2 separate regions of the Homo sapiens genome follow, and region 1 is linked to region 2. Evidence: chromatin loops called from intact Hi-C (ENCODE). Cell type or tissue: mammary epithelial cell. All regions are shown on one strand. Links, peaks and the distances in the headings refer to the core of each region. The heading gives the core; the rest is flanking DNA. Region 1 overlaps CLDN10 (claudin 10). Region 2 holds the start of LOC124903193 (a long non-coding RNA gene).

Region 1 (11,880 bases), core at 1,528-9,527, 160 kb before region 2:
ACCTAATATAACAGTAGAGTAAGGGCCAGGACTCTGGCCCGGGCCAGGATCTGAGCTGAGTCAAACTCCAAAACCTCACCCTTCTCCTCTCCACCACCTGCCTCTCTAATAGTGTGTAAAGTGATCAGTGAGTGTCTACACAGAAGTACTAATTCTTGAAAATTATTCACAGAAATTTAAAAACCATCCACAGTAGGACTAAATCTAATGTTGGCTAATCTTTGTTAGCCAAAGTAAACTGTAATGTAAAAGGAACATCTCATGTTCCAAAAGTCACATAGTTCAATTCAAAACCAAATCAGTTGCTTAGCACCATCCATGCCATTGATCTCCATTCGTGTGTGGATAATTGGGGGGTTTGCTTGGCCGTAAGTGAGAAATGAGGCACCGAGTCATAATAGTTACAGTAGGCACAATAACAGGTTTACATGCAGACTTTGAAGTCTGAATAAACTGACATCACAGAGAAGGCTGTGCTTCAAGATGGGAAATTCCTAAAATAACAAATACTGTCCTGAGCTGCCTTAGGGCATGGCCAGTATTGGTAAGCATGGGTCAAGAATCCGTGTGTGGATGTGGGTGTACGTGGCTTTGTGTTGAGGTAAAAATATACAGATGGACTTGCAGCAAAAGAAGCTTGGGTCAATCAAAAGTGAATCTGACATTAGGAGATCGAGACCATCCTGGCTAACACGGTGAAACCCCGTCTCTACTAAAAATATAAAAAATTAGCCGGGCGCGGTGGCGGGCGCCTGTAGTCCCAGCTACTTGGGAGACTGAGGCAGGAGAATGGCGTGAACCCAGGAGGCGGTGCTTGCAGTGAGCCGAGATCTCACCACTGCACTCCAGCCTGGGCGACAGAGCAAGACTCCGTCTCAAAAAAAAGGCGTATCTGACATTTTATTCAGTCTTCAAGTAACCTACCTGAGCACATTTTAGAATTGAACCAAGAGTATCCAGTTGACAACTTTAAATTATTACTTATCTCTAACTCAATGCTATGACAGAGGTGACCAACAATTTTTAAATTACACAAGCCTTATTTATTTTATTTTATATCTATTTATTTATTTTTTGAGGCAGAGTCTCACTCCCTCTGTTGCCCAGGCTGGAGTGCAGTGGTGCGATCTCAGCTCACTGCAACCTCCACCCCCCAGGTTCAAGTGATTCTCCTGCCTCAGCCTCTTGAGTAGCTGGGACTACAAGCACCTGCCACCACACCCAGCTCATTTTTGTATTTTTCATAGAGTCAGGGTTTCACCTTGTTGGCCAGTCTGGCCTTGAACTCCTGACCTCAAATGATCCACCCACGTTGGCCTCCCAAAGTGCTGGGATTACAGGCATGAGCCACTGCACCCAGCCAAGCCTTATAGTTTCATGCTAGGTCCCCTTCAAACGTGCCTTCTACTTGAGAGCCAAGTGTCTTAAAACAATTGTCTCTTCTACTAGGTCTCCAACATTTCAACATACATTTCTCTGTGGCTAACCTTAATAGATTACATAAGGTAATATACTATACATTAATATACTGTGCATTAGGGTCAGTATCCCTAAAAATAGTAGCTAGCATTTAGTAAGTGTTTACTATGAACTAGCATGATTCTAAACAGTTGAAGTATACTATCTCATTTAATCCTGACAACAGCCTCCTAGTATGTATTATCCTCATTCTACGGATGAAGGGCACTGGGCACAGAAAGGGTAAGTAACTTCTTCAAAGTTACACAGCTAGAAAGTGGCAGAGCGAGGGTTTACTCTCAGGCAGCCTGGATCCAGAGTCCTTATTCTTGAACAGTGTGCCATGCTGCCTCTCCCTGTTCCTTTAAGCGATCACCACAAGCACACTCCGTCTTACCATTCTAGGAGATATGCAGACAGACAGACAGTCCTACACCACTGCAGATTTACCATCCTTGCTGTAAGGATCATGGAGCATGGGTCCTCTACAAGAGATTCCAAAGTGAGTAACACATGGTTTCGACTTCTAGATGCTTGTGGTCTTGTTTAGGAGAACAACCAATAAATAAGCAGGTGCAAACCACCCAGTAGGGTTAGGATGGAAGCACGAGGTAGAAAGGGAGCACCCAAAACAGGGACACCCCACCCAAAATGCAGGTTCTGAAGGCTGATCAGAGGTTAGCCAGGATGTGAAAAGGAGAGGAGCAATGGGGGTAAGAGCTGAATTACCAGAAAGCAGGGCACGCTGGCAGAAATCATGATGTCATGCACTGGTCAGCAAAAACAAAAGAGAGCGCCAAATATTTAGTTCCCAAGCAGATTTTTAGGTCATGCTAGCATAACAAAAGCATCTAAGTAATTCTGGTGATCTGAGGTGGCCTGCACTATTTCTGAACAAACTGAAACCACTGAGTAACACTTTCTTAATATTTAACAGTTGAACTCTATTTTGTTCTTACCACTTGGCACTTATCTGGAATCTCCTATCTGAGAATATGTGAGATCACTACCAACATTAGTTCATCCTCCAAATAACTCATGAATGGAGTAAACTTAAATAAACAAACATCCATAATGTATTAAATTATAATAAGTATAGAAGAGAGAAATTAAACATCTTGACAAGGTCACCTGATGAGGTCAATATTCTTTTCAACCTCACCCAGGAAAATCTGTATAGCCTAGAAATTTACTTCTTACATTGTCTAGTGTCCATTCAACTTGACAACAAGAATGAGATAATTTGACTGAAAGTAGGTAGTTGTTCACATGCAAATCAATAAACGTAATCCATCACATAAACAGAACCAACGACAAAAACCACATGATTATCCCAATAGATGCAAAAAAGGCCTTCGACAAAATTCAACAGCCCTTCATGCTAAAAACTCTCAATAAACTACGTATTGATGGAACACATCTCAAAATAATAAGAGCTACTTATGACAAACCCACAGCCAATATCATACAGAATGGGCAAACCTGGAAGCATTCCCTTTGAAAACTGGCACAAGACAAGGATGCCCTCTCTCACCACTCCTATTCAACATAGTGTTGGAAGTTCTGGCCAGGGCAATCAGGCAAGAGAAAGAAATAAAGGGTATTCAATTAGGAAAAGAGGAAGTCAAATTGTCCCTGTTTGCAGATGACATGATTGTATATTCAGAAAACTCCATCGTCTTAGCCCCAAATCTCCTTAAGCTGATAAGCAACTTCAGCCAAGTTTCAGGATACAAAATCAATGTGCAAAAATCACAAGCATTCCTATACATCAATAACAGACAAACAGAGAGCCAAATCATGAGTGAACTCCCATTCACAATTGCTTCAAAGAGAATACAATATCTAGGAATCCAACTTACAAGGGATGTGAAGGACCTCTTCAAGGAGAACTACAAACCACTGCTCAACAAAATAAAAGAGGACATGAACAAATGGAAGAACACTCCATGCTCATGGATAGGAAGAATCAATATCGTGAAAATGGCCATACTGCCCAAGGTAATTTATAGATTCAGTGCCATCCCCATCAAGCTACCATTGACTTTCTTCACAATATTGGAAAAAACTACTCTAAAATTCATATGAAACCAAAAGAGAGCCCACATAGCCAAGACAATCCTAAGCAAAAAGAACAAAGCTGGAGGCATCACGCTACCTGACTTCAAACTATACTACAAGGCTACAGTAACCAAAACAGCAGGGTACTAATAACAAAACAGATATATAGACCAATGGAACAGAACAGAGGCCTCAGAAATAACACCACACATCTACAACCATCTGATCTTTAACAAACCTGACAAAAACAAGAAATGGGGAATGAATTCCCTATTTAATAAATGATGCTGGGAAAACTGGCTAGCCATATGTAAAAGCTGAAACTGGATCCCTTCCTTACACCTTATACAAAAATTAACTCAAGATGGATTAAAGAATTAAATGTAAGACATAAAACCATAAAAGCCCTAGAAGAAAACCTAGGCAATACCATTCAGGACATAGGCATGGGCAAAGACTTCCTGACTAAAACACCAAAAGCAATGGCAACAAAAGCCAAAATAGACAAATGAGATCTAATTAAACTAAAGAGCTTCTGCACAGCAAAAGAAACTGCCATCAGAGTGAACAAGCAACCTACAGAATGGGAGAAAATTTTTGCAATCTACCCATCTGACAAAGGGCTAATATCCAGAATCTACAATGAACTCAAACAAATTTACAAGAAAAAAACAACCCCATCAAAAAGTGGGCAAAGGATATGAACAGACACTTCTCAAAAGAAGACATTTATGCAGCCAACAGACACATGAAAAAATGCTCATCATCACTGCTCATCAGAGAAATGCAAATCAAAACCACAATGAGATACCATCCATGCCAGTTAGAATGGCGATCATTAAAAAGACAGGAAACAACAGATTCTGGGGAGGATGTGGAGAAATAGGAATGCTTTTACACTGTTGGTGGGAGTGTAAATTAGTTCAAACATTGTGGAAGACAGTGTAGCAATTCCTCAAGGATCTACAACTAGAAATAGCATTTGACTGAGTGATCCCATTACTGGGTATATACCCAAAGGATTATAAATCATGCTACTATAAAGACACATGCACATGTATGTTTATTGCGGCACTATTCACAATAGCAAAGAGTTGGAACAAACCCAAATGTCCATCAATGATGGACTGGATTAAGAAAATGTGGCACATATACACCATGGAATACTATGCAGCCATAAAAAAGGATGAGTTCATGTCCTTGGCAGGGATATGGATGAAGCTGGAAACCATCATTCTCAGCAAACTATCACAAGGACAGAAAACCAAACACCACATGTTCTCACTCATAGGTGGGAACTGAACAATGAGAACACATGGACACAAGGTGGGGAACATCACACACTGGGGCCTGTCAGGGGGTGGGGGGCTGGGGGAGGGATAGCATTAGGAGAAATACCTAATGTAAATGATGAGTTGATGGGTACAGCCAGCCAACATGGCACATGTATACCTATGTAACAAACCTGCATGTGGGGCACATGTACCCTAGAACTTAAATAATAATAATAAAAAAAGAAAGTAGGTAGTTGTTTATTTCTAACTACTAAATAGCCACAATGGTGAAAATATTTTATTATATAAAGCTTAAATCCTAAAGTAGAAACCAAATACATGCCAGGAATGAGAAGTGCGACATGATTTTGAAAAGTCTGGAAATAAGCCTAGAGGATGATAAGACCCCAACACAAAAATAGCTGGGCCAAAATATTAACGGTAAATGTCATATACAAAAAAAGAATAAGTCTAAGACAACAATTCTGTTCTACTTCCTCAACCAGAGCAATCAGTTAAGTCGTATAACTTTGCATGATTTGAAAAGAAGTTTCTTAATGTTGATCAATTCTTACTTGCAATGGTTTATCTAAGAAAACAAAGCTGGACATTCAGAAAGTTAGTGGTTTGGATAACAAAACAATGGTGGGAATAACGTAATTAAATTTCAACATCCTGGTATGGTGAATCATGCTAAGGAGTACCCATTACTAGAAGCTTGCAGGAGATTTTTTTTTTTTCAGATTTGTTAGTTTTTGTTTTAATAAAAAGGAGGAAGTTAGTTTGACACAGCCTAAAGGGAAAAGTTGAAAAACAGTTTTCAAGGCTCTGCAAGAGCTCATGCTGGAGTCATCAAACATAGTCATAGCTCGAATGAAAAAAAGCAAAACAAAAGGGAAAAATAGAGAAATAGCAGAACACGATGAAACTCTTTACAGATTGCAGTTCTGTCAAATGATTGTAGCTCGGAAGAAAAATCTTCCCAGATACGTGGTGGGAAAGGAAGGACTTTTAGAGGAACTAGCCACTGAACATAAAGTGCAATACTGCCTGCCATGTGCCTGCTGCAATCTTTACTCCAAGTCCATGCTAGAAGCCACTCATTTTTTCCTCATCAACAAAGCTCCTGTTGAGTTCCTTGCATATAGCAGGAATGTATAGGGAACTTGGTTCATGAGCTTAGTTGTGTTTTCCTAACTTGGGCAACCAAGATGTGCCTTATGTAGAGTTGTCCTGGAAATCTACAAAGAAGATCCAATTAACACGGCATACAAATCTGAAGGAAAAACAAGAGCAGCAGCAAAGCAAGAACAACAAAACCATGCTCTGAGGTCTAAACTCTTTTCCTTAGGGGTTGGGTATTGGAGAGCAAGTATTTGCTCACCAGAAATTTAAACTAGAACATGTGACAAGTCGCTGTCTCTCACTGCGCTTCCTAAGGGCCCAAACACACATGCTCCTGCAGGGAGAGATGGTATTTAGTGGCAGCTAGTTTTTGTAAGATTAATGTAAGATAATAATGGGAAGAAGAGAGCTTTCTTGCTCCATCCTCTGGGAGGCTCCCTCTATCCACTGAGACAACAATTTTCTTTGCTAATTCTGAAAGGACTAGGTCTACACATAAGAATTTCACTTCTAGGTACTGTGCTAGGGAAAGAAGATACAGTTGCATAGACGTTTTCTGACCTCAAGGAACTTAATTCTTATGCCAGCTGATTAAGACACCAAAGACATAGAACATTCCTATAGTGGCATCTTCCACATCCCAGCCTATCTAGGACTGGCCCTGCCACAAGCTTTGATTCTACAACGTATTCCTCTCTAAGTTCATGTACAAACAAAACCAGAAGCATCAATTATCAAATTCCAGCAAATGCTAGCCAGAGAAGTGCTATCCCTAGAATAAGCCAAAATAAAATATTGCTTTAAAGATGACATTTGAGAGCTAGGAAATCAGTTCATTTTGTGCTGATAGCCAATTTATAGCTTATTCATCTTCCCAGTTTTTATCCCCTCTACTAGAAGGTGTTGATAAACGGAAACCAAGTGAAGTCATATTAGTTAATTTATTAGTTTTTATACAAGTGTGTTTTGTTTAAATGAGGTCTGAGTTCTTGTGGGTGTCATGTCATTTTTATGCCCCTTTTCTATCATTGTGGGTAATTAGAATCTGATGGTATCTACAATTCTCAGGCCTTGATAATTCCTTGATCCAACTGGATTTTGTTGAAATCATGGAGGACCTTTCTTTGTGAAAGGCACTGCAGGGAAAACAGAGATGAAGGAGAGAAAGTCCTAATCTCAAGAAGTCAACTCATTCTCAATATCAGGTTTTTTATAGTCTATATTTTCTATAGACCTTGATGCAAAGGGCCTGTTATTTGTAAATATTACCAATGGATAAGCACTGCTGTTTTTCATGACCCCTGGTTCTTGTGCTTTTAATTACATTAGGTAAATTGGTGAATTGTAGGTGTTATATTTTTAAGCCACTGCAGAAAAGAGCTAATAAAGGCATCTATAAAGATAAGCCACATCTTACATACTATACAGAATTAAAAAGCAATCTTAATAATAATTAATATAACACAATAAGAGCTAATACAAGGTGTTTGCTCTGTGCCAATCACATCTATCTCTCTCTCTCTCTCTCTCTCTCTCCTCTCTTAACTCTCACAGCAATTCTGTGAGAGGTATGCTATTATTATCTTTGTTTTACAGATGAGAATACAGACAGAGAGAGAGAGAGAGAGAGAGAGAGAGAGAGAGAGAGAGTGGGTAGGCAGAGACAGAAAGAGAAATTCCAAGAAGCTAATGAGAATGGAATAGCCAATGTAGCACCAAGAGGTTGAAAAAGAGGAAAGCCTCTCATAGCACCTAATTACTGAACTGAGTTTAATCAAAATCTGAAAAGAGAATAAGAAATTCCAATGGCACTACACTGAATTAGGTGACTGAGCTATAGTAAGGACAGAAAACAGTCACGCAAAGATAGGTTTAAGTTATTGTTTGTACACAAATTAGCCTTGACCATTTGAGGAAAGAGTCCAATGATTTTTAAGATATAGACAAAGATATCCTTAATAATTGTCAGGAAAATAAAACCAGTAATATAGAAAAGATAATGCGGAAGAGTGAGAAATGTGTTTAATAAAATAAACCATGAGAAGTACAGGTTTGCTGCATATTTATGATATCAAACCCTAAAATAAAAATGTATCATTTAAATACAATATTTCTTTTAAATATCATTAAAATATTTCTAAGCTTCAGAAATACAGCCTTGGTTTTTATTTCAATGTTTCCTGCCATGTACATCTGTGCAAATCTCATTTGAAAGATAAGTAGGAGAAAATTAATAAATTAGGACATGTTTTTGTATTATAGGCAGGGGATAAAAAAGTTATATTGAGGTCTAAAACCCATTTAATAAAATTTGTTTTTCTTTCCCATTTAATAACATTTCTGAATAAAAACTATTTTTAAATGTATAGAAAAGGCTGGGCATGGTGGCTTATGCCTGTAATCCCAGTGCTTTGGGAGGCTGAGGGAGGAGGATCATTGAAGATCAGGAGCTGGAGACAACTCTGGGCAACATAGCAAGACCTGTCTCCGTTAAAAAATGTAAAAATTATCCGGGGCCGGGCGCAGTGGCTCACACCTGTAATCCCAGCACTTCGGGAGGCTGAGGCGGGTGGATCACCTGAGGTCAGGAGTTCGAGACCAGCCTGGCCAAAATGGTGAAGCCCTGTCCCTACTAAAAATACAAAAAAATTAGCTGGGCATGGTGGTGCGTGCCTGTAATCCCAGCTACTAAGGAGGCTGAGGCAAGAGAATCACTTGACCCTGGGAGATGGAGGTTGCAGTGAGTCGAGATCGCACCACTGCACTCCAGCTTGGGCAACAAGAGCGAAAACTCCATCTCAAAAAAAAAAAAAAAATTATCTGGTTGTGGTGGCACATATATGTCCCAGCTACTCGGGGGGCTGAGGTGGGAGGATCACTTGAGTGCAGAAGCGCAAGGCTGCAGTCAACTAAGATCACACCACCACACTCCAGCCTGAGTGACAGAAAGAGGCCCTAACTCTTAAAAAAAAAAAAAAAAAGGACGAAAGAAACCTCTTGATGAACAGTACATGTAGCATATTGTCACAAAAATTACAAAATAGTGGAATATTAGAAATCATGCTTTTTAAGAGCCAGTGTTCTGAAGTTCAACTGCCTGGTTTGAATCCCAGTTCAATCAGCCTACTAGTTTGGTCCAAGTTCCCTTGAACACATCACTTGGCCTCTTTCCTCAATTTAAAAAAAGAGTACCAAGAGGACCTACTTTATAAGGTTGTTTGTAAGAATAAAATAAAATAACACAATAAAATAATATTTGCAGTGCTCTGCTTGGCTCCTGGTGGGGACTCAACATGCGCTAGCTATTATTTTCATTTTATTTCATGATATAAGCATTTACTGTTTATGCGTAAGGTACACTTAAGCCAGAACTAGAAAATCAATTTCCTGAAGATTCCTAAAACCACCAGAAAAAAAGTAAAGCCCAGCTGACCAGCTATTTCAGTAATATACTTCTTAAAAATTCTATAAAATTTGACCTGAAGTCTAAAATAAAATTACCAGCCTCATTGATAGCAATACACACACACGTACGTGAGGCTTCCTAAAGAGGGATGTAGATACATTCTTAGGTAAGACAAAATATTTAATATATTAATTCTGATTTGGTATCCCTGGGGTTTTCCCAATCCAAAGAAATAAGCCTAGGGAAACTATAAAAAGCAACAGCCCATAGTTTAAAAACAACACCAACAAGCAAACTGATCTGTTAATTCCAAAGCATTCATCTGCAAGACTGACCAGCCACATTTGGGTAAAGGTGCCGTGCTCCTACAGCATTTTTCAAAAACCTTGCATCGTATACAGTTTCTTTATAAAGGTTTATTAGGAGGAGCTTGTTAAGACAGTAGTTAATACAGCAAATTTAAAAGACCCAGAAACTAGCATCTGGCAAATATCATTTTGAGTGGGCAACAATCAAGGCAAGGTTTTAATTTTCTATTCGCACACCGCATCATTCTTTCCTCTCCGTCTGACACCTTTCACGTTTCCTCTACTTGACCTCAGTTTCATGATGTACAGCAAACGATGAAGTTTATAGTTCTAAATTTGATGCCTTGAACTGTTTCGAGACAAGACACTGCAACACTAGCAAACTAATTAAATGCATATTTTGCGTATGTGGCATATGACACATTTAATCTTGAATGATGTCATCAGTTACCATTTATCAGTATGTCTTACTTTCAAAAGTCATATAGGAAATTCATGTCTCTTGGTTGAGAATATTAATTTATATACACTTCCTGTGAGCTGGAAACAGACTGAGAAGAGTACTTACTTTTGCTCAACAAAGAGAGGATCAAAGAATTCCGTTGTGATTTTGTTTGCATATAGGGAACATCCAGTCATTGAGCACAGCCCTAACAAATATTAGAGGGAAAGCACTATGGTTAGTGTGATTTCATTAACATCATCAAGTACCTTGTTTGGAAGAAAGTTACTATTTACCTGACAGTATGAATACAATCCCAGCCAAACAAGCAATTTTAGCTTTGGCTTTATCGGAGCCTCCGACTTTGGTACACTTCATTCCAAAGAGCGCAAATATGGAACCAAAGAAGCCCAGGCTGACAGCAGCGATCATAAGTCCTCTACATGCCTGTATATAACCTGCAATTAGAGTAGGTCATTTACGTTACATAAAGCATGTGGCTGTCCAGGGAGAAATCCTCATTTTACGTTGTCATTCTGGATGTTTGTTTTCCAAAAAGATAACTGTGATGGTGAAAACATGTGGCAAGACAAGCAAGAAAGGAAAGCAAGTTAATCTACAGGGAGTGCCTATTCTAGGTCACACACTGTGAAGTGCGGTTTATGGGGAATCCTCAGGATAGATCTGAGTGTTATTTCCATATTCACCAGTGAGGAAACTGAGGCACACAAAGGTTATGTGACTTACCAGAGGTGAGTTAGAAAGTGGCAGACATGGATTCCATCCCAAATCAGACTACGAATTCCATATAGTGAAATTCCACAGTGAAAGGTGCCTTTCACTGTGAAAAAACATCATCTGCCACCATCACAACTCTGTAGCTCCTCCGCTCATTGGACTTTAAAAGGGTGTTTTAATGGTTTTGACATTATCAAATGATAAGATTTATAACTGGGTGGCAGAAAGAGATCCAAAGGGTCAAACCTTCCAATATTAGTGGACGCTTATTAATAGCAGACTAACTGGAATATCATCATGAACCATGGGGGGTCTAAGGGAATACTTTAGTGAAGTACTATTGTTTTCAGGGTGTATATAATAAAACTGGGTTTTAAAAAGCACTATTTTGTAGAAGAGTAATTTATAGTGATTAAGTCAACTGTTCTTTTATAAATGAATGCCTTTAAAGTACCCTAACGAGTATGTTCTGTCAGTTCGTTTGTTCATCCTTCCTGTGCTATTCATGTTCTTAGTCATGTATTTTTATTTGCACAGCCAGGGTACACGGTAAACTTCAGTGTGGCTTTTGTCCAGGTTTTTACATTAACAGGGTTTAAACTAATAAGCTTTTACCACATAAGCCATTTTCATTTCAGCCTGAAACAATGCCATATTTCGATCTAAAATAGTGATAGTAGCACATACCGGGTGTAAGTAAGTATCTGCTAAGCAAATAAACATATATACCTACATCAGGTTTACGTTTGGAATTAAACTTTTTAACTGGAAAAAACCTCTTATGTGTCAATATATGATAAGTCATTTATTATTGGTGTTCAAGCAGAGCCATGATAAATAATAATTCCGAGACCATGATAATCATGAATTTAGGGAGTACATACTAGTGGCCTCCAGTTCAGTTTCTTTTTTTCTTTTCTTTTTTTAACACAGGATCTCACTTTTGCCACCCAGGCTGGAGGGAAGTGGCATAATCATAGCTCACTGCAGCCTCAAATTCCTGGGTTCAAGAGATCCTCCTGCCTTAGCCTTCTGAGTAGCTGAAACCATAGGCGCTTGCCCCCACCT
Region 2 (11,880 bases), core at 2,152-10,151:
AGCTTCCTTCCACTCCTATTATAATTATTATTTGTGTGTATGTGTGGTAAGAGTATTTAATATGAGACCTACCCTCTCAGAGAATTTTAAGTATACAATACAGAATTGTTAGCTATATGCACTATGTGTATAGAGATCTCCAGAATTTATTTATCTTGCATAATTAAAACTTCATACCCTTTGACCATCACCTCTAGATTGTTTTTTGATATTGTCGTTTTGTTTTGTTTTGACAAGGTCTTGCTCTGTCACCCAGGCTGGAGTGCAGTGGTGTCATCATGGCTCACTGCAGCCTCAACCTCCTGGACTCAAGCCATCCTCCCACCTCAGCCTCCTGAGTAGCTGGGACTACAGGCATGCACCACCACACCCGGCTAATTTTTGTACTTTTTATAGAGACAGGGTTTGCCATGTGGCCCAGGCTGGTCTTGACCCTCCGGGCTCAAGTGATCCACCAGCCTCGGCCTCCCAAAGTGCTGGGATTACAGGTGTGAGCCACTGTGCCCAGGCTAGATGGTTAGTTATCTCACCCAAGCATCTATCTTCTTGTTTCTCTGTATGGATGTAGGCTTAACTTTTATTTTTAAACACATTCCAGACCTCCTTTCCAGAATCCTCTCTTGTTATTGGTTGACATATTATTGGATCTCACTTCAGACTGACTCCCCAACTCACCCCAATAGGATCTAAACATACAGAGATTACTCCAGAATCATCTGTGGCATCTACACCTCCCTGAGCAGAAGGAGAAGCCATGTGAATTATGGCATGGATCGAGGTCGGGTTGCTAGCCTATAGCAAACCACCTTAACTTCCCTTGAGAAACTTCCTGACGTCTTTAGGAAGATGAAAGATCATTCAAAGCAAATATTTATGCTAGTTCAATATTTTGTAGCCCTCAACAGCTCCTTCCAAAGTGATTCCTCAACTCCAGATGACATGTCAAAACCTCATCCTCTCTCCACGTCTTTCCAAATTAATATGGATTTCAATACATTCTAGACAGATTTCAGATGACAATTTCATAACTATATCATCATTTTGTGCCACCACTGCCTTTTCTTGATTATTTTGCAATGATTCAAAGCTTGACCTAAAATTTAAAAAACATAATTATATTTTATATGGAGTCGAGTTGCCATTTGAGGCTGGCCCCATTGTCAAAACACCTACAGCAATGGACTATGAGCAAGAGGCTGGGGATGCTCGGGTGAAGAAGAGGAAACGACGGGTACAGCCCTGTCCACCCTCTGCTTCTATGAGTGGGGCCTAGGACAGACGTTGCCTTTAAGGAGTGAGGTATTGTGGTGACAAAGAACAGATAGGAGCTTTGGAGCCAGGAAAAGCTGTGTTGGCCAGAAACTTTTCAGCAGGTGCTATCTAAGACGAAGTTACTTATTTTAAACTTTAAAAAATACATATTGTGGGCCAGGTGCAGTGGCTCAGGCCTGTAATCTCAGCACTTTGGGAGGCTGAGGCAGGAAGATCAATTGAGCCCAGGAGTTTGAGACCAGCCTGGGCAACAAAGTGAGACCAAGTCTCTACAAAAAAAAAAAAAAAAAAAAAATCAAAAAATTAACTGGGTGTGGTGGTGCATACCTGTACTCCCAGCTATATGGGAGACTGAGGTAGGAGGATTGCTTGAGCCCAGGAGGTTGAGGCTGCAGTGACCTGTGTTCCTGCCACTGCACTTCAGCCTGGGAGACACAGCGAGACTCTGTCTCAAAATAAAAAGGAGGGGTGCTGGGCGCAGTGGCTCACATCTGTAATCCCAGCACTTTGGGAGGCCGAGGCAGGAGGATCACTTGAGGTCGGGAGTTCAAGACCAGTCTGACCAGTCTGGCCAACATGGTGAAACCCCATCTCTACTAAAAATACAAAAGTTAGCCAGGCGTGGTTGTGCATGACTATAATCCCAGCTACTCAGGAGTCTGAAGTAGGAGAATCGCTTGAACCTGAGAGGTGGAGTTTGCAGTGAGCCGAGATCATGTCACTGCACTCCAGCCTGGATGACAGAGCAAGACTAAAAATAAAAAAAGAATTATGGTAAAATATACATAACATAAAATTTATTATTGAGACAGGGTCTTGGTTTGTTGTCCTGCAGCCTCGACCTCCCCAGGCTCAGGTCATCCTCCCACCTCAGCCTCCCGAGTAGCTGAGACTACAGATGTGTGCAACCACACCTTGCTAATTTTTGTATTTTTTGTAGAGACAGGGTTTGGCCATGTTGCCCAGGCTGGTCTTGAACCTCTAGACTCAAGTGATCCTCCTGCATTGACCTCCCAAAGTGCTGAGATTACAGGTCTAAGCCACCATGCCTGGCCTCATTTTAACCATTTTTATCTTATTAATTCAGTATCATTAAACACGTTCTCATTGTTGTGCAACCATCACCACTATTCATCTATAGGGTTTTTTTCATCTTTCCAAACTGAAACTCTGTACCTATTAAACCATAACTCCCTATTTCTCCTATCCCCAACCCCTGACAACCACCATGCTACTTTTTGGCTCTATAAATCTGACTATTCTAGGCATCTCACTTGAACAGAATCATACAGTATTTGTCCTTTTGTGACTTGCGTAGTTCAGTTAGAATGATGTCTTGGCCAGGTGCAACATAGAGAGACCCCCATCCCTACAAATAATAATTAATTTAAAAAAACAATAATTAATTTAAAAAATTAGCTGAGCATAGTAGTGTGAGCCTGTAGTCCCAGCTATGGGAGGCTGAGGTGGGAGGATCAATTGAGTTCGGGAGGTCAAGGCTGCAGTGAGTCGCACTGGTGTCACTGCACTCCATGCCAGGCGACAGACCAAAAAACAAAAACAAAAACAAAAACCTAGAAAAAAATATGGAAAGCAAGCACAGTGCTTGGCATACAATCAATGGCCAGTAGTTGCATCCATATAAATGACCCCATCTCTACCTTCAAACTGGGCCTGATTTGCTTTTGTTTATTTATTTATTTATTTTTAATTTGAGACAGGGTCTCGCTCTGTCACCCAGGCTGGAGTGCAGTGGCATGATCTTGGCTCACTGCAACCTCTGCCTCCCAGGTTCAAGCAATCCTCCCACCTCAGCCTCCCGAGTAGCTGGGACTACACGTGCCTGCCACCATGCCTGGCTTTTTTTTTTGTTTTTGTTTTTTTTGAGACAGTCTCACTCTGTCACCCAGGCTGGAGTGCACTGATGCGATCTCTGCTCACTGCAACCTCTGTCTCCTGGGTTCAAGCAATTCTCCTGCCTCAGCCTCCCGAGTAGTTGGGATTACACACCTGGCTAATTTTTGTATTTTTAGTAGAGATGGGGTTTCACCATATTGGCCAGGCTGGTCTTGAACTCCTGACTTCAGGTGATCCACCCGCCTCGGCCTCCCAAAGTGCTGGGATTAAAGGTGTGAGCCACCATGCGCAGCCTGGCTAGTAAATCAGAGATGCCACCAGGAAGCCAATGAGCACAGAGCAGTCAGCCTCCCATCTGATAAATAGGAGTCACCTACCTGTGTACCAAGTATCACCTGGTGCCCTGGTCTGTGCGTGCAGTTTTTCCAGGGCTTGGAAGGGGTTCAGTACTGCTCCCTTTGTTCTAGCTTTCCGTTGTCCTGGACTCCTCCTGGGCTGATGACTGAACTGAGTAGTGCTGAATTTGTTTTTTTATATTATTATTATTATTACTGAGAAACAGTTTCACTCTGTCACCCAGGCTGGAGTGCAGTGGTGTGATCTCAGCCTCACTGCAACCTCTGCCTCCCAGGTTCAAGCAATTCTCATGCCTCAGCCTCCCAAGTAGCTGGGATTATAGGCATGTACCACCATGCCTGGCTAATTTTTGTATTTTTAGTAGAGATGGGGTTTCGCCATATTGGCCCGGCTGGTCTTGAACTCCTGACCTCAAGTGATCTGCCCACCTCGGCCTCCCCAAGTGCTGGGATTACAGGTGTGAGCTACCGTGCCCGGCCTGGAGTGCTGGATTTATAACTGCTGTGGATCAACTTGAATTTGCCGCAAAATCTGTTTAACGGACTCTGCAGATGGAGCGAGCTCTGTCGCAGGCAAGCCTTGGGGTCCAGGGTGAGTGCTTCGTACACACCCTCTGATGGATGTGGGGAAGGTGATGTGTAGAAGCAATGGCGGAAGTAATGTCCACGTCTCTTTGAGATGAGAAACACATATTTTACTAGCCTTAGAGAAAATGTAGATTTTTAAACCTGTAGTTGGGAGGCCCAGAACATTTTTCTTTATAAAATTTGCCAGATGCTTAGCAGGACCTCCATGAGTCAGAGTTGTGATTTAGGCAGAAGTTTGTCTTTGCCCTGGTTCGCAACCTAAGGATGACTGTGTTCTCTTCTCCCTTTTCCTCCCCTCTTTGATGAGTCCACCATCATCAGCACCCCCTGCCCACTCCCTTCCCTCCTCGCCCCCAACCCCAAGCTGCTCTCAGGCAGGGATCCGCTACCACCTGCAGGTTAGTGTGGATTTCACTTGGCATGTTGCGTTTCCCAGGAATAAATGTTTTTCAGTTCAGTGAAGGCTAATTCAGAGCTGCCCCCTCCCACCTCCGTCACTCTAAATAAAAAATGTGTTTGCTAAATGCTGTGGACTGAATTATGTCCCCCTAAAAGTCATTATGGTGAAGCTCTCTCTACCCCATTGTGATGCCTCTGGGAGGTGATGAAGCCTAGATGAGATCATGAGGGTGGAGTTTGCATGATGGAATCAGTGCCCTTATAAGAGACACCAGCGAGCTTGGTTCCTCTTCCTCTCTCCATCCACACACACTAAGGAGAGGCCATGAGGCATGGCAAGGAGGCAGCCGTCTGCAATCCAAAGAGAGAACCCAGACCCCAACCCTGCCAGCACCTTGACCTTGGACTTTCAGTCTCCATAACTGTAAGAAAATAAATTCCTTTTGTTTAAGCCACTGGGTCTGTGGCTTTTTGTTAGGGCAGCCAGAGCTGACTAATACACTAAGAAAATGCAGGTTCAGGCCAGGCACGGTGGTTCATGACTGTAATCCCACCACTTTGGGAGGCTGACGTGGGCAGATCACTTGAGGTCAGGAGTTCGAGACCAGCCTGGCCAACATGGTGAAACTCCATCTCTACTAAAAACTACAAAAAATTAGCTGGACATGGTGGCGCATGCCTGTAATTCCAGCTATTTGGGAGGCTGAGGCACAAGAATCGCTTGAACCCCAGGATGCAAAGGCTACAGTGAGCCGAGATCGTACCATTGCACTCCAGCCTAGGTGACCAGCGTGAAACTCCCCATCTCTAAGAAAATATAAAAGAAAAAGAAAAAAGAAAATACAGCCTCAAGACCAGCCTTCCAGCCTCTTTTTCCAAATAAACTGTTTTCCCTATGACCCTCCTACATAGAATTTCTGACACCCAAACAGCTTAACCCTTACCTGTACTTGTGTAGAAAATTACCTAGATGCACCAGTAGCTCCCAGAGCACCACCAAGGCGAGCCATCCCAGGGTCGCGGAGCAGAAAGACACACAGTCCAAAAGGTTAACAAGCTTAGGATAGGATGCAAGTGGGACAGAAGGAGCACACTGTCTGGATCCAGATCACGCAAAGTTTACATGTCTTATCCCTTTCTCAGCTATATCAGCCTCATGGTAGCACGGATGTAAGGACCAGCATGGAAGTTCCAGTAGAGGGACCCAAGAAATGGCCGCACCTGGAGCCGACACATCCCCTCCTCCACCAGAAGACACAGAGCACGCACACGTGCCCACCGCTGCAGCTGGCTGGTCAGCCCACTGAGCAGCACTGGGCTTATCTCCCTTTTCTTGGGCAGAGTGCATATGGGGCCAGAATGGGACCACACTGGGTCTCACCAATGTGTGGTTGACTTAGGCATGACATGACACAGCTGTCAGCTTATAAGGTGCAGAGTGATTTTCTATCTTTGAGGAACATTGCTGTCTGTTCCATTATACTGTTTATTCCATTTATCTTAATATGGCTTACAGATCACCAATTTACTTATTAACTATACTGAACATATGCTTTTAGTTTTGTGTACATTATCCAACTTGCTTCCTTACAGGGAGAACAAAGCACCTTAATATTGTCCTGAAATCACCCCAGGTGGGAAAGTCAGCCACAGCTTCTGCAAAGGAATCGTGGAACACTATCAGATGTGCAAGTAAGGGCTAGCACATACGTAACCAGATTTAGATATTACTCTTACATAGACATTTATTGCAGTGAGGAATATATATTTGGAGGCGTCTGTTTCCACAATGCTATATATTTTTGAAAAGTGCTACTGTCACAATAACTCATGCACTATTATTCTACTGTGTCTTTATAATGCTGGAAGAAGAGGGGCCAGGATTGTGCTAGTCATCACGCCCCTTGCAACCCGTCTTGCTCCTGCAGTCCTCTGCCTTTCTTTTGGCATGTGCACTTCTTGTTCCTGCCATATGAGTCTGTTAGAATACGAACATAAATTATTTTGAGCAGATGTGAACTAATGTTACCCTACTTGAAGAAAAGAAAGGAAAAACCTGCCGGACAACTCTGTTGTCACCTAAAAGAAAAGCACTGATGAGCTCCAAATAGATGGAAAGTCGATTCCTACAGTTGCCCTGTTTTGCCACGCGGTGGCGCTGATGCACCAGGAAGACACCACGGCTCTGGAGCGAGCAGCTGCTCTGCTGGCTTGGATCTGTCCCAGAAACGTCTGAGGGAGGTGGTGACCCTGAGAAGGGAAATGGACAAGATGATGAGCCAGAGAAAATGGATGAAAGGTAAGAACATGGAGACAGTGTAAGGCAGACGTTAAGAACGTTGACTTTGGAGCCGGGCGCCGTGGCGCACACCTGTAATCTCCGCACTCGGGAGGATCGCTTGAGCCTATGGGAATTCGAGACCAGCCTGGGCAATATAGTAAGACCTCCCAACTCCTCCAACCCCCACCCCGCAAAAACGGAATGTTGACTCTGGGATCCACTACGTTGCTTTCCAATCCCAGCTCTGCCACTCAGGCACCTCAGTTCGCACTTTCTTACTGAGAAAGTCAGAGGGACTGGCTAAGGGCAGACCATTTGGTGGGAAACAAGTGGGGATACGGTTTGGATGTGCGACCCCGCCCAAATCTCCTGTCGAATTGTAATCCCCAGCGTTGGAGGTGGGGCCTGGTGGGAGGTGATTGGATGGATCGCGGGAGGAGGGGTGGGTCTCTCATGAATGGTTTGGCGCCATCCCCTTGGTGCTGTCCTGGCGATCGTGAGTTCTCCTGAGACCTGGTTGTTTAAAAGTGTGTGGCATCTCCACTCTCTCCTTTTGCTCCTGCTTTGGCCATGTAAGGCGCCTGCTCTCCCTTCACCTTCCAACATGATTGGAAGCTTCCTGGAGCCTCCCCGGAAGCAGATCCCAGTATAATGCTTCCTGCACAGCCTGCAGAACCAGGAGCCAATTGAGCCTCTTTTCTTTATAAGTGACCCAGTCTCAGGCATTTCTTTATAGCAATGCGAGGAGGGGCTGATGCAAGTGGAATTACCCTGCTGAGGACAGGCACACACTAAGCACATAGTACTCATCTAAGGGCCTAGAACACAATAGAAACTCGAGAATATATCATGTTGGTGGAGGGGGAAGATGCAGTGACTTTGTATTTACAAACGGTCTTTTAGCTTAATTCTCTCTACTATTTCTCACTTTGTGGAAAAAGGAAATGAAAAATCCACTGAACTGATTTATCCACAGCAGGTACATAAAGCCACTAAAACTGACCCCCTGTTTACTCCTTCTCTTCCACCCACCCCAGCAACTTCCATTTGTCAGCAACACTGCTGGATAAAGTATTGCCAGGAGGAGGTACTAATTCACCAGAAACAGCCCACAGTTGCTGAAGACTGAGTTTTTGCTCCCCTCTCCCTAAGCAACCTGACACCAATTAATCTTTTATTAAAGAAAATTGAGGCCGGGTGCAGTGGCTCACGCCTGTAATCCCAGCCCTTTAGGAGGCCAAGCGGGCAGATCACCTGAGGTCAGGAGTTTGAGACCAGCCTGGCCAACACGGTGAAACCCAATCTCTATTAAAAATACAAAAATTAGCCGGGTGTGGTGTCACACACCTGTAGTCCCAGCTACTCAGGAGGCTGAGGCAGGAGAATCCCTTGAAACTAGGAGGCAGAGGTTGCAGTGAGCCAAGATCATGCCATTGCACTCCAGCCTGGGTGACAAGAGCAAAACTTCATCTCAAACAAAAAAAGAAAAAGAAGATTGAGAGTTGCTTGACAGCAGTTGACCAACTTGGCATCATTCTGTTGTCAGTTATCAGTCTAATGACTAATTTTTTGGTGAAAAGGAGGAGAAAAAGCGGGTGGGGGGGAAGTTCATGAGTCTAATCCACAATGACACTGGCTTCTTTTTTTGAATGTATATAAAAGCAAAGAAGCAATTAGCTTCACATAATGGATCATTTATAGATCATTTTTACATTTCGAAATTATTTTTAAAATATTTTCAGTGGCCAGGCGCAGTGGCTCATGCCCGTAATCCCGGCACTTTGCGGGGCTGAGGCGGGCAGATTATTTGAGGTCAGGAGTTTGAGACCAGCTGGCCAACATGGTGAAACCCTGCCTCTAACACAAGTACAAAAATTAGGTGGGCGTGGTGGTCCATGCTTGTAATCCCAGCTACTTGGGAGGCTGAGGTGGGAGGATGGCGTGAACCTGGGAAGCAGAGGATTATATATATATTTTTTCAGTTACCATTAACAATTGAGTGGTGCTGTAGGCTGTAATCATAACAAAACAGAGACTCATAGGGAAAATGAATCTTAGCTATAATTTGGCTGACATTCTGATATATCATTCATTTTGAATGAAAGCTAGGGTTTAGGCAAGATATGTTTCCTCCAAAATAAATAGGTAACAATTTTTATTCATTTATTATTGTATTTTAATTTGTTTTGTTTTTTGAGACAGAGTCTTGCTCTGTTGCTCAGGCTGGAGTGTAGTGCCGTGACCTCGGCTCACTGCAAACTTCATCTCCTGGGTTCAAGTGATTCTCCTGCCTCAGCCTCCCGAGTATCTGGGATTACAAGCATGCACCTCCACACCCAGCTAATTTTTGCATTTTTAGTAGAGACAGTGTTTCACCATGTTGGCCAGACTGGCCTCAAACTCCTGACCTGAAGTGATCCACCCGCCTTGGCCTCCCAAAGTGCTGGGATTACAGGCATGAGCCACCTGCCCGTCCCTAGGTAACAATTTTTATATTTCCAGTTGCTTATTTTCTCAGTTGTAAATACTGCAGTGCCTACTAGAGTGCTTGATACATTCTTCTCTGTGTGGTAGAGGCAATAGAAAAATGGTACTCAATGACAGTAGTTTATGTAGGAAAAATAATAATCTTATCTCCCCCTCCTACAACTCAACATCACCTCCAAAATTACTGAAGGAAACTGAAATATTTCACCCCAAAATAGATTTCCTTGACATGGTACAACATGGCTATTCAGAAGGTCTGGAAATAAAGGAAAAGCTGCAAAGCTACCCTTTGTTGGGGAGATTTGCACCTGTAGAGAAAATCCACACGGGTGCAACCAGGCTTTCCCTGAGGCCTTCCATTGTCCAATCTGGGAAAGATGAACTGAGAGTCCGACACCTTTAAACATCTGAAAAGAACATTCACCATCTCTTCTCTCTGAGAGCTGCTACCTGTGAGATTTCATCTACATAACAAGATGACCTTTGTAAGCCAAGCCCCCTCTTCTCTCCTTCCCATAACCTGTCTGGTCTTGCTCCAAGCCCTCGTTTTTTCTGAAACCTCAAGATGGTTACAGAAAAGCATCAACCAGGCTGGGCAAGGTGGGACCATAATCCCAGCACTTTGGAAGGCCAAGGTGGGAGGATTGCTTGAAGCCAGGAGTTTGAGACCAGCCTGGGCAACAAAGTAAGACTCCGTCTCTACAAAAAAAAAAAAAAATATATATATATATATATGTATACATATATACATATATATATGTATATATGTATACATATATATATCACACATATATACACATATATATGTATATATATATGCAACATGACAAAACCCCATCTCTACTAAAAATATAAAAATTAGCCCAGTGTGCTGGTGCATGCCTGTAGTCCCAGCTACTTGGGAGGCTGAAGTGGGAGGATTTCTTGAGCCCGGAGGTTGAGGCTGCAATGAGCCATGGTCAAGCCACTGCACTCCAGCCTGGGTGACAGAGTGAGACCCTGTCTCAGAAACAAACAAACAAACAAAAAATTAGCCAGATGTGATGGTGTGCACCTGTGGTCCCAGCTATTCAAGAGGCTGAGGTGGGAGGATCGCTTGAGCACAGGAGTTCAAAGATCCAGTGAGCTATGATCGCACCACTGCACTTCAGCCTGGGTGATGGAGTGAGACTCCATCTCTAAAAAAATAGCTATTAAATTAAAAAAAAAACTTTTAAAAAAGAAGCATCAGCCATCCAGCCATGTATCTGAGGTCTTACGACTCCCATGCATATTAATGAATTTGTATGCCTTCTCTGTTCTTAACCTGCTTTTTGTCAGTTGACTTTTCCATGAGCCTTCAGAGGGTGAAGGGGAAGCTTGCCCTTGGCCCCTAAAGTACTGTGGGTTTTGTCTGAGAATTACCCAGAGGTCAGGGCACAGGTGGACACAGGGAACTCCATGCTGTATCCCCTGTGGTCTGAGGTCTACCTGAAGCTGGATGCCAAGGCCCTTGCCAGGGTAGGGGTGGGCTCCCCAAGATCACCAAGGAAAAGCCCAGAACTACTTCCTTTCCTTTCCAGTCCAACACACCCAGAATTCTCCCTCTTAAAGACTTGGTTCAGGCCAGGTGCGGTGGCTCACACCTATAATCCCAGCACTTTGGGAGACGGAGGCAGGTGGATCACTTGAGGTCAGAAGTTCAAGACCAGCGTGGCCAACATGGTGAAACCCCATCTCTACTAAAAATACAAAAATTAGCCGGGTGTGGTGGCAGGCGCCTGTAATCCTAGCTACTCTGGAGGCTGAGGCATAAGAATTGCTTGAATCCAGGAGGTGGAGTTTGCAGTCAGCTGAGATCGTGCCACTGCACTCCAGCCTGAGTGACAAAGTGAGGCTCCGTCTCAAAAAAAAAAAAAAGACTTGGTTCAAATGGAAGCTATGCCTATAGTACACAGCTGTATGTATCTGTGTGTAGGTGTCTTCAAAGTACGTTTTTTTTTAATTAAAAAAAAGTTTTTGAGACAGGATTTCACTCTGTTCCTCAGGCTGCGAGTGCAGTGGCACGATCACAACTCACTGCAGCCTTGACCTCCTGAGCTCAGCAATCCTCCCACCTCGGCCTTCTGAGGAGCTGGAACTACAGGCACACACCACCATGCCCAGCTAATATTTTCATTTTTCATAAATATAGGGTCTCACTATGTTGCCCAGGCTGGCCTTGAACTCCTGGGCTCAAGCGATCCTCCCACCTGGGCCTCCCAAAGTATTGGGAACATAAGTTACCAAGTTAGTTCCTTTAAAAATATTTTTTGAGTCACTGTGCCTGGCCCAAAATATGTTTTTAAAGGAGCTAACTTGGGCTGGGCGCGGTGGCTCACACCTGTAATCCTACCACTTTGGGAGGTCAAGGTGGGCAGATCACTTGAGGTCAGGAGTTCGAGACCAGCCTGGCCAACATGGTAAAAACCCATCTTTACTAAATATACAAAAATTAGCCCGGCATGGTGGTGCACGCCTGTAATCCCAGCTACTCAGGAGGCAGAGGCAGGAGAATCACTTGAACCCAGGAGGCAGAGGTTGCAGTGAGCCAGGATGGTGCCACTGCACTCCAGCCTGGGCAACAGAGAGAGAATGTGTCTCAAAAATAAAAAATAAATA

Evidence for each region. Hi-C counts contacts between places; a loop is a spot of excess contacts. Peaks named below come from ENCODE experiments on the same cell type or tissue, not always from the same donor. Only the 100,000 strongest peaks of a DNase experiment are listed, where the experiment ranks them.
Region 1: a loop joins it to region 2, with 6 times the contacts of the local background. A loop is called at or near these places in 2 of 110 quality-filtered maps.

What each region holds. Positions count from the first base shown.
Region 1 is chr13:95,558,784-95,570,663 of GRCh38, reverse strand. It overlaps CLDN10 (claudin 10), which reads right to left. Exons shown (of 5, transcript NM_006984.5): 2 at 10,371-10,532; 3 at 10,201-10,282. Among named protein-coding and RNA genes, the nearest start is that of CLDN10, 12 kb to the right of the region's middle. In mammary epithelial cell, for the core only: a CTCF peak has its summit at 6,342; a DNase peak (open chromatin) is centred at 5,463.
Region 2 is chr13:95,399,216-95,411,095 of GRCh38, reverse strand. It overlaps LOC124903193 (a long non-coding RNA gene), which reads left to right and starts at 6,008. Exons shown (of 2, transcript XR_007063839.1): 1 at 6,008-6,771. In mammary epithelial cell, for the core only: a CTCF peak has its summit at 6,629 (motif pointing right); a DNase peak (open chromatin) is centred at 6,665; H3K4me3 peaks cover 327 bases.